Linked DNA regions of Mus musculus: region 1 is linked to region 2. Evidence: chromatin loops called from intact Hi-C (ENCODE). Cell type or tissue: left cerebral cortex. All regions are shown on one strand. Links, peaks and the distances in the headings refer to the core of each region. The heading gives the core; the rest is flanking DNA. Region 1 holds the start of Fam81a (family with sequence similarity 81, member A). Region 2 overlaps Myo1e (myosin IE).

Region 1 (5,374 bases), core at 296-5,295, 230 kb before region 2:
GGACAGACACAGAGACATCCCCGAATTCCAGACCAACACAATAAGGTCATGGAGAGATAGAGAAGGAATACTTGGAGACTCGCAGGAGGGCACAGCTGGATTTACAGAGGTGGAGGCCCAGCATCTTATCCATCAAAGGCCATTTTCTAAAAGGGAACCTGGCGTTTAAGGGATAGAAAGCCATGGCACAGAGCAAAGTGGATGCGAGTTAGTGACGAGTACAATTCTTCTACATGAAAGCCAGCCTTCATGAAATTAGAGCCAGCATCAATTTAGAACAAAACCAGTCCAAAGGTCTTTGTGACTTTCTCCTGGATAACTTGGCAGGCGAGGAGAAGAAAACACGATGAGAGTGATTTTGAGACTAGAGCCTGGAATATAAGAAGTCCAAGTCTGCACACAGTGGCTCACACCTTTGAGCTAAGCATTCTAGAGGCAGAAGCCATCAGATCTCTGGATATGAGGATACCCTGGTCTACATAGTAAGGCTCTGACTCCCCACCTCCCCGTCCCCCACACCCACCCCCCGAAAATCAACATGTCAAAACCTGTCAAGACAAAACATTGTGTTTTTCAGAGGTCACATGTGCTGATGGGAGATGTGGAGATGTAGAGCCCTGAAGATGGGCTGAGGCATTACAATGACGCGGGTGAAAGAGCTGGAGTCTTCCGTGATGGTTAAAGCCAGGCACAGTAGGTGGAAAGATTCAGTGATGTGGGAAGGTTCTTAAAGGTCAATTTTAGAGGTTGAAAGAAAATGCAGGCAGAGCCATAAGGGTCAAGGCAGAGCCATGGGGAGGGGTCAAAGGCGGAGCCACAGAGGTCAAAGCGGAGGCACTGCCAGTCCATTGAGTGGGAGAGCGGCAGCCTAAACCCAAAATCCCTAGCAAAGCTGGCAGAGCAGAGAATGAAGCCAGCTGCTCCTGAGTTCGTTGTTTATGACTTTTTCTGAGCCTCAAGTGAAGTAGTTTCCCTGCCTGAGTGAGCAACAGTCACCAGACAGGCTATTTTCTCCCCCTCCTCCCTCCTCTGTTTTTTTTCTAGACAAACAAACAAATAAACAAAAAAGAAATTAAAAAAAAAAAGTTGTGTGTGTGTCCCAGCACACACTGCCACTTAGAAGAGTCATTCTGTTCTTATACTGTGCTCAGATTCTGAACCTCTGGCTTGGGTTGTCCATCTTGGTGACAGGTGCCTTTCTCTGCTGAGCCATTTTGCTAACCTAAGCCTTGTTTTTTTGTTTGTTTGTTTGCTTGTTTTATAGAAAGGGTTTTGTTTGTTTGCTTGTTTTTGGATTTTTAAGGTCCTACAACACCCTAATGATTCCATCTTGATATTTGAGAGACTAAATAAACCCTGTCTTTTTCAAAATGTGCAGAGCAATTCTGAAGGGCCACCAGGTCTGGCAAGTACCAAACCAGGAACACAGGAATGAGGGTCTTGAGAAGACAGTATCACATTCTAAGAGTTAATACGTTGGAGGTGGCACTAAAGAATATGGGCAAGGTCATCCTGGTTCTCAGAAGAGGTGTTGTGAAGGAGGCTGTGCTCACACCCTGGCAGAGGGGAGAAGGGGGGTGGGGAGAGACAGGCTCGGAGACAGGAAATGAAAATACAGGAGTGGGCTGCAGGATACATGAGAGGAGACACGGTGGGTTAGCAGCCAGCACGGGTAGGAGAATGAGTCCTTTGCCAACGAAGGATCTAAGGTCCAGGACTTGTGGGTCTTTAAAGGGGTTGTAGGCTCACAGGCAGAATTCTTGAGCAATGAGGACTTTTGTATCTGTATGCTAATGCGATTTCTAATATGTAAACCATTAAAGATTTCTAAGCCCTCAGGTAGCTGAGCTGGCAAAAGCTTACTAACTGGAAACTTGGCTTCCCAGCTCACAGTTTTACAGAGAGAGTCAGATTTCCATGGATATCAAGAGTGTCCTTGGAACACAACGTCAGAGGCATCTCAACAGTCCAGTGATGGGAGTCATGGGGACCTGTTGTGGCCCCTTGGAGGAAAGGGAAGTTTATGGATGAAAAATGGCCTCTGTGTCATTTTTAGTTCCAGCCAGTGCTAAAATTAGAAAAAATACCACAGCCTGTAAGTCACCTCTACACACACACACACACACACACACACACACACACACACAAGCCAAGGTAGATACAATGTGCATTTCTTAATAAAGAACGTATTTACTCTCAGAAAGCTAATTCGTTAATTTTTTAATTACATTTATTCGTTTAGCTCCTGTGCCTTGTGTGGGTGTGGAGGTCAGAGAACAAGTTGTGGGGGTTGGATGATTCTCTCCTTTCACAATGTGGGTTCCAGAGATCAAACCCAGGTCCTCAAGTTTAATGGCAAAGACCTTTACCCCACCCCCACCCCCCACCGAGCCATCTTGCTAGCCCCCTAACCCCAAATCTCCAAAGAACAATGCAAATGTCTGGCCCTAGTTCTAAGTGATTCCCTCTGTAGATCCAAACCAGTTCAACATTATTTCTGTGAAATAACCTCTTAACAGCATACACAGACTTTAAGCTGAGTGCACGCATGCGCATGTCACACACACACACACACACACACACACACACACACACACACACACACAGCTTCTGCACATTGAAGAAATGACTCACTTAATTTGCCACTGCCTGCCACTACTGGGTTTTGATTTTACCTGTTCAGACACAAAGTTTCCTATCAGATCAACTACAGGAAAGAAGTATTTGGCAGCTTGGACCCTGATTGGGTTCAGGACTTAAGTGCACCGAAGGGATTTTAATCTATGCATTTTAAGGAGCCTTTCCGGACCCCAGACTGTTCCCTCCATAAAATGGTAACATTTCTTGCTACTTTGGGAGCCAGCTCATTGGAAACCCCTTGCGGAATAAATATGGTTAAGTCTTGCATCCCCAGAGGGTCCCTTCCTCAGCTCACAGTACCAGCAAAACAGCCTTGTGCTGCAACTGGAAAGAACCAGAGCCCTTCCTTTCAAAGGATGAAAACCAGAGAATCCGCGGGAGCAATGTGGCTAACCCACCCAAGGTCACTCAGCTCCAACTGTGAATGATAGACTTGCCCCTAGTCCTGGCAAACTCTGCACACCCTTGGCTCTCCTCAAACAGTCCCTCGGGGGCCTCTTCTGTCTGCTAGCTTGCAGCCCCCGCGAAGATGCAATGCCACTTGCGCTCTGCGCCTAACTTCAGCCCTGCGCGTCAGCATTCAGTTAACCCTCTCGCGTCCAGAGTGTCACGCGGGGCACACGAGGCTTCATCCCTCACCCCCTCTCCCCAGCACTATCCCATGCCTATCCATGGAGTGGTTGCTCCAAGGTCACATCGACGGTCCCTGCGGAAGCACCCGCCGCTTGAGTCTAGAGGATGCCCGGACATGTGGGGAGGGGAGACACCTCTGAAGACTCACCCGCGCGCGGATCTGGCGCGCCGAGGCTGCCCATGTCGTCGCCGGCGCTCTGGGTGCGGTGGCCGCGAGCGCGGGGCTTTGCGGGGCGAACCCGGCTGCGGGCCCGCGCTCCAATCAGCGCGCGCGCGGCCCGGCCCGGGGTTCGCGGCTCCCCCACCCTGGAAGGGCGCGAGCCGCCGCGCGCCTCCCAGAGCCTCTTCCGGGCGCGTTGCCTGGACGCGGTTGCCGTGGCAGCCCGAGCTGGAGGCTTTCCCCGCGCGCCCGCGCCCAGCCCGCCGGCGCCCCTCCTCCCACCGCGTTCCCACACTCAAAATAGCCTTTCCGCGGCGCCGCGGGTCCCCACCCAGTTCGCTGCAGGGAGTCAGCGGGCGGGGACTTGCTTACAAGAACCTCAGTCCCGTCGTAGGGCGCGTCGACTTGGAGGCAGAGGTAGGTGTAGGGAAGGATGCTTCAATGAGAGCCCAGCCTTCCAGGTCTCTATGTCATCAATCATTTTCCCGGGAATCCTAGCATCCCTTATGTACCAAGCCTGGTTCCCACAAAAATAGTTAACTGCTTTTCCCACCTCAAACTGGGGAGAAGTTAGGGGTGAGACCACAGTCCAGGAAACAGCTCCTTCCAGCGCCACACCTGCACAGGTGATGGAACCCTCCAGGCGACAAGTGTGTATGAGGGAATCACCAAGCCTCGCGCACAAGAGACAGGACCCCTGGGAAAATGCCCGTTTCTCCTCCCAGCCCTCTTCCTACCTTCTGCCTCGCTCCCAGGGAGTTCCAGCTTTGCTCTCCTTCCCATCAGTGCTGGATCCTCAGCAGGAATCACTCACAATTTTGCTTCCTCTCCGTAAGGTGGGGTTTAAGAAGAGTGGAGGATCCCACCTTTGCTCACCTCACTGCGTCTGGTTCATAGCTCTTACGTAGAGGCATGGGCTTACCCAGTGTAGGTGCTCCTGTCTGGCGGCTCTCCTCTGCCCCCAATTCAAAGGAAGCTAGGAAGAACGCAGGCTGTGCAGCCACTTGGGAAAGCTCTGGTCTTGGAATTCTCGATCCTGTAGTTATTTATGTGTCGTCTTGGGTGTTCTGTAATTAACTCGCCTGTAAAGTAATAACTCCCCAAAACACACACACACACACACACACACACACACACACACACACACACACACACACAGAGAGAGAGAGAGAGAGAGAGAGAGAGAGAGAGAGAGAGAGAGAGAAAGAGAGAGAGAGACTGCTAAGGTGAAATGGAGAAGATGAAGATGGAGAAGGCAGGGACTCTGCTCCCCTCCCGGCCATTGCAGCCTAACACATATTGATCAGATAGTTAGACGGGTATAAAAAAGACTGCTGACCAGAGGGCATGGCCTTAAGTCCTGTCTCACGGAGATCTCACCTAATAGTGTTCTTTAGTGTGTGATGGTTTATTTCTCTTTCTGTATCACTTGGTGCACAGCGTGTAAATACGGATGGGATCCAATCCCATGGCGAAAGGTTCTCTGAGAATTTCCACCATTTAAGATAAATTTGAGGGGGCGAGGAGATGGCTCAGTAGATAAGTGCTTGCCTTGCAAGTGTGAGGACCTGAATTTCATCCTCTCTGAATTTCATATATATATGTGTGTGTGTGTGCGTGTGCGTGTGCGTGTGCGTGTGTGTGTGTGTGTGTGTAGAGGGGGGAAGAGGGAGAGAGAGAGAGAGAGAGAGAGAGAGAGAGAGAGAACTCGTGTCGTGCACATATTCTCACACAGGCTCCCCACATGCACAAAATAAATAAACATGCCAGCCATGGGGATTTGGTGTTCACTTGTAATTCCAGAGCTGAGGAAGCAGAGACAGGCAGACAGATCAGGGCTCATAGGTCGTGCAGCCTTGCCTTCTTGATGAGTTCTAAGTCTGTCTTTAAAAGGTGGATCATGCCTAATGAATGATATTTGAGGCTGTCCTCTGACCTACA
Region 2 (5,374 bases), core at 170-5,169:
AAAGGCTTCATTGAGTTCACAGTCCAGCATTGCTAGAAAGACAAGGGAGCAGGAACTGAAAGCTGCTGCTAGTCACACCATATCCACAGTCAGTAGCAGAGGGCAATGACTTAGTGCATGCATGCCTGTGGTCAGCTTACTTTTTCTACTCTAATACAGTCCAGGATCTCCTGCCAGGGAGTGGTGACGCCCATAGCAGGCACGTCTTCCCACTTCAATTAGGATAATCAAGATACACCTACCCCAGATATGCTTATAGGGACAACCTTGTCTAAATCCCACATTGAAGACTCCCTTCCCAGATGATTCTACGCCATGTCCTGCTGACAAAACTAACCCTTGTAGGTGTCATCATTTGTTGAGGTTCCTATAACCATCACTAAAGTCCATTTCAAGGATTAGTGGTGTAAGAGCCAAGGGATGTAGCTCAGTTGATGGAGTACTGGTTTAGCCAACACAGCCCTGAGTTACATCTACAGCACCACATAAGATGAGCGTGTGGCACAAACCTATAATTGAGTGGTAGAGGCAGGAAGATCCGATCTTCAAGGTCAGCCTCACTTATATAGTGAACTTGAGGCCAGCTTGGGCTCCATGAGATCCTGTTGATTTTTTTGTTGTTATTGTGGGGTTTTTTTTTAAGATTTATTTTATTTATATGAGTACACTGTAGCTGTCTTCAGACACACCAGTAGAGAGCCTCGGATCTCATTACAGATGGTTGTGAGCCACCATGTGTTGGCTGGGAATTGAACTCAGAACCTTTGGAAGAGCAGTCAGTGCTCTTAACCGCTGAGCCATCTCTCCAGCCCAGTGTTATGTTTTTTTAAAAAAGAGAAATGATGGTGAAGTTGGAAATTTTACACATCGGCCCAAGAGGAAATAGCATTGGTATAAATAGTGTTGCAAGAAATAAGCAAATTCTGGCTGGGCAATAGAGGCACAGGCTTTTAGTTCCAGCACTCAAGAGGCAGAGGCAGTAGAGCTCTGAGTTTGAGGCCAGCCTGGTCTACAGGAGAGTTCCAGGAAAGCCAGGGAGAGAGAAAGAGAGAGGGGGGGAGGAAGGGAGGGAGAGAAGAGAAGAGAAGAGGGGAGGGGGAGGGGAGGGGAGGGGAGAAGAGAAGAGAAGAGAAGAGAAGAGAAGAGAAGAGAAGAGAAGAGAAGAGAAGAGAAGGCAAATCTCACAGCAATCTTCTCTTCCTGATTCCTGTTCCATCTGCAGAAAGAGCCTGAGACAGAAGTATTGGAGGTAGTAGCTGAATGGCAGGGCAAGCCATGGATATTATTAAAGAACTGCGCAGCACCCGCCAGTAGACCCGTCTATAAGGTGGTGGTAGCACTGCTTCACACTGAGTTATTCCTAGTCTCATAGCAATTTCGTTTCCAAATATAAAATGAAAATGTTGTGTCATACGCCATTAGGCAGCCCACAGAACAGCTCCTGTTCTATCTAAAACGGGCTGGAGTGATTAGTCAGGACAACACCGAGCTCCAACATCTCATAAGGATCACTTTCTGACTTAGAAAATCTTCATGTATAATTAAAACGGCCTCAATAGTTTTCTCTGATTTTTTTATTCTGATTTGATTGAGCTTTGGCATTTATATCTGAAACCCACGTTTATTTTGGTCCTTCTTCTGCTTGCCTTCCTCCCAACACCTGCTGACCATCTCTTGATTCTCTTTTCTCCTTCTCTGAACTTGTGCATGCGTGCACACCATCACCTTTCCTTCTCCCACCCCCTTCCTCTTCTGTCCACATCTTGCCTTGACTTGAAAGCACTGTCTCCAGAGTTTGTTTCGTAAAACCTGCCTTATGTAGCTGGAGAGATGCTCAGTGGTTACAAGAGCTTCTTGCTCTCCCAGGGACCAAGTTCAGTTCCCAGCACCCACATCAGGAGCTCACAACCTCCAAGTGCAGAGGATCTGATGTCCTCTTCCGCCCTCCAGGGTACCCACCCACACTGACACATACACATAGATAAAAATAAATCTTCAAAAGAGCAAGACTACTTCGTGATTTTTTTCCCCACCTCTTACAAGTTCGCCCAATACCCACCAAATAATCTCTTTTCTTCAAAAACTGGCTTAAGATATCAGACACCAAAGAGTTTGTGTTTTGTTCTATGCGACTATGTGTTTGGTTTTTCTCTTGCTCTTTATTCTCATTCCTCCCTGATGTCTTTTAAAGGGAGGAAAGCAAAAACCAGAGAAACACCTACAACCCATCTAAACTTTGAAATAATCTCTTGGCTGTTGGGAGCTGTTGGTGTCATCTCCTTTCTTTCTGGTCACAGATTTATTACATACATCCTGCCAGATTAGCTCTGGAAAAATGGGAAGCCAGCCCCAGTCAGAAACTGGACAAACCAAGATGGGGAATATCAACAAGCATTCTCCCACAGGCAGCCTTGAAGCTCAGATTTTAAGCATCTTACAGTTGCTAAGCTGTGATCCCCATTTTAGGACTAGAAATCTGTCCCTCACTCCCGCTGGGACTACACTGCAGGCTGTAGGGCTCAGTGTTCCTCTCTACTGGCATTTGCTTTTCGGGATGTTTCCAGAAAAGCAAATGCATCCAGAGCTGTGACTGGGAGACACTGAATGGCAAGAATGTGGCTCTTATATAACACAGACACAGAAGAACCCAGACAACAGTCTCAGCTTCCTTCAAACCAAGTTCCCTTGCTTACTTCTGGAAATTTTTAAAAAGATTTATTTGTGTTCATTTTTATTCACATGTGTATGCATGGCAGTGTGGACATAGGTGCACCTGAGTGCAGGTCCTTAGAAAATCCAGAAGTCCCTGGAGCCATAAGCAGTTGTGAGCTTCCTCACGTGGGTTCTGGGCACCAAAGTCAGACCCTCTGCAAGACAATAAGCACTCAACTACCTGTCCTTCTCTCTGGCCCCTTTCTGTAACATTGTCGTGGTGATTAGACATTATCTGTAGAGCTTGTATTGGTCTGTTTTACTTTTTCCCCCCTCAATGGCTACGTAAGCCACTACTTGGATGTGGATGAGGAGTTTCCTCAGTTTTACAAGCTGATGAAGTGCAGATCTAGAAATAGCTTTGTTCTGGTGAAAAGGGGCTGGTCACTGCCTAGAAAGGTCCTCTATTCAGCCCTGCCCCGTCTAGGTCCATCCTTCTCATCCTGAAATACACAGGTATGTGCTGAGGAGTTGGACAGTCTGAAAGTGTTTCTGACTATCATGGACACTCGGCACTCCATAGCTCTGTTAGTCTTCATGATTCCAAAGCACAGCTCACTGTGAGACCCATCAGCATGAGCTGTCTGCATGACCTGGCTCTCCAGAGTCTGATGTGGGCATTTGTTGTGCCAGCTCTCCGGAGAGCCCAAGACTAACTGCTCCAGTCTGGCTGCAGCCGCCGTGGTTTCTGCCCTGCACCCTGGTCGCTCCTTAGAGACTGCTTGAGGCAGGAAGTCTGGACTTCCATGCTACACAAAAGTAGGGCAGCCCTCTTCCCACAGCAGCTCAAACTCAGCTCTGGCAGAAACTGGAAGGTTCTATTCTGAGGCTGTTCGCAGCAAGCTACATCCGCTCATTTGCTCTGGCTACCTGCTTCCTCCTTAGACCAAGGAAGAGGAACAAGCCAACAAGACTGAGCAAGGGAAGCAGGAGACCATGTTAGTGTGTTTAGACTCAGCCATTTTCCTTCCTGTTAAGGGAAGAAGCATAACTAAAATGTGGGTACTGCTCATAAAAAATATCCCATAGAAATCATTTTAGTATTTGTTCATATTAGAAGCTGCTTCTTATGTGTTTCTTTAGTGCACTGAGCCTCCTTGGAAGAACAAAAGTTGATGTTCAGGTGGCTGGGGAAATGGCTCAGCAGTGAAGAGCACTTGCTGTTCCTGCAGAGGACCTGGGTTCCCACGTGGTAGCTCACAACTATCCTTAACTCTACTTTTGGAGGCTCCAGTGCCCTGTTCTGGCCTCCAAAGGCTCTGGATGTACCTGATACATCCACCAGACGTCCACCAGATCACAAGGATTGGCTCATATGCGTTCTCTCTGCTGTCACAGCTGTTTCTTCTAGAAGAGATGAGAGAGAGAAAGTACGATGGTTACGCACGTGTGATACAGAAAACATGGAGGAAGTTCGTGGCCCGCAAGAAATATGTTCAAATGAGAGAAGAAGGTATTTTCATCACTTTATTTCACCCATTTAACATTTTAAAATTTTTTATTATGTGTGTATATTTGTGTGTGTGTGTGTGTGTGTGTGTGTGTGTGTGTACCTCAGCTCACAGTAGAAATCAGAGGATAACTTTAAGAGTCAGATCTTCTGTTCCACCCTGTGGGTCATCAGGCTCAGTAGCAAACATCTCTACCTGGAGACCCTCCTCCCTGACTCCCAGTGGACAAAGCTTGAGAATCAATGTGAGACTCAATGTGAGGACCCGGAGTGCTGGTACACACCTTCATCTCAGCACTCAGGAAGCAGAGGCAGACAGATCTCTGAGTCTGAAGCCAGCCTGGTCAACATAGTGAGACCCTCTCCATATTAGTCAGGGTTTCTATTCCTGCACGAAACATCATGACCAAGAAGCAAGTTGGGGAGGAAAGGGTTTATTTAGCTTACACCTCTACATTGCTGTTCATCACCAAAGGAAGTCAGGACTGGAACTCAAGCAGGTCAGGAAGCAGGAGCTGATGCAGAGGCCATGGAGGGATGTTACTTACTGGATTGCTTCCCCTGGCTTGCTCATCTTGCTTTCTTATAGAACCCAGGAGTACTAGCCCAGGGATGGCACCACCCATGGTAGGCCCTCCTTCCCTTGATCACTAATTAAGAAAATGCCTTACAGCTGAATCTCATAGAGGAATTTTCTCAAGGGAGGCTCCTTTCTCTGATAACTCCAGCTTGTGTCAAGTTGACACACAAAACCAGCCAGTACACTCTCAAAAAATAAGGTAGCTTGAGCTTAAATAAGATTACAAAATGTCTCTTACACTGCCTACAGCATGTGTGTAATTCGCATCATGTAGAATCTTAGTGTACTTCACTCTGAGCATCCTCCTCTTCTTCCTGCCCTGCTGATCCATCTTCTTTCTCTGCTCTCCTGGACATCGTAGCCTCAGACCTGCTGTTGAACAAGAAGGAGAGGAGGAGAAACAGCATCAACCGAAACTTCATCGGGGACTACATCGGGATGGAGGAGCGCCCGGAACTGCAGCAGTTTGTAGGCAAGAGGGAGAAGATTGACTTTGCTGACACAGTCACCAAGTACGACAGGAGGTTCAAGGTATGCAATCTGTTAAGAGTCACAACAGAGTCCTCATTTACAAGAATAGCTTGTGACTTTGCACATTGAAAAAAATGATAAAAAACCAGAGAAGTCAAAAA

The links. Hi-C counts contacts between places; a loop is a spot of excess contacts. Peaks named below come from ENCODE experiments on the same cell type or tissue, not always from the same donor. Only the 100,000 strongest peaks of a DNase experiment are listed, where the experiment ranks them.
Region 1: it touches region 2 in a loop (5-fold over the local background); 1 of 42 quality-filtered maps calls a loop at or near these places.

What each region holds. Positions count from the first base shown.
Region 1 is chr9:70,137,892-70,143,265 of GRCm38, forward strand. It overlaps Fam81a (family with sequence similarity 81, member A), which reads right to left and starts at 3,666. Exons shown (of 9, transcript NM_029784.2): 1 at 3,422-3,666. In left cerebral cortex, for the core only: no CTCF peak of the experiment used is centred there; DNase peaks (open chromatin) are centred at 843, 1,600, 2,017, 2,602 and 4 more places; H3K4me3 peaks cover 3,090 bases; H3K27ac peaks cover 2,746 bases.
Region 2 is chr9:70,363,566-70,368,939 of GRCm38, forward strand. It overlaps Myo1e (myosin IE), which reads left to right. Exons shown (of 28, transcript NM_181072.3): 20 at 4,051-4,165; 21 at 5,104-5,273. Among named protein-coding and RNA genes, the nearest start is that of Mir5626, 40 kb to the right of the region's middle. In left cerebral cortex, for the core only: no CTCF peak of the experiment used is centred there; DNase peaks (open chromatin) are centred at 911, 1,403, 2,532 and 3,516; H3K27ac peaks cover 3,640 bases.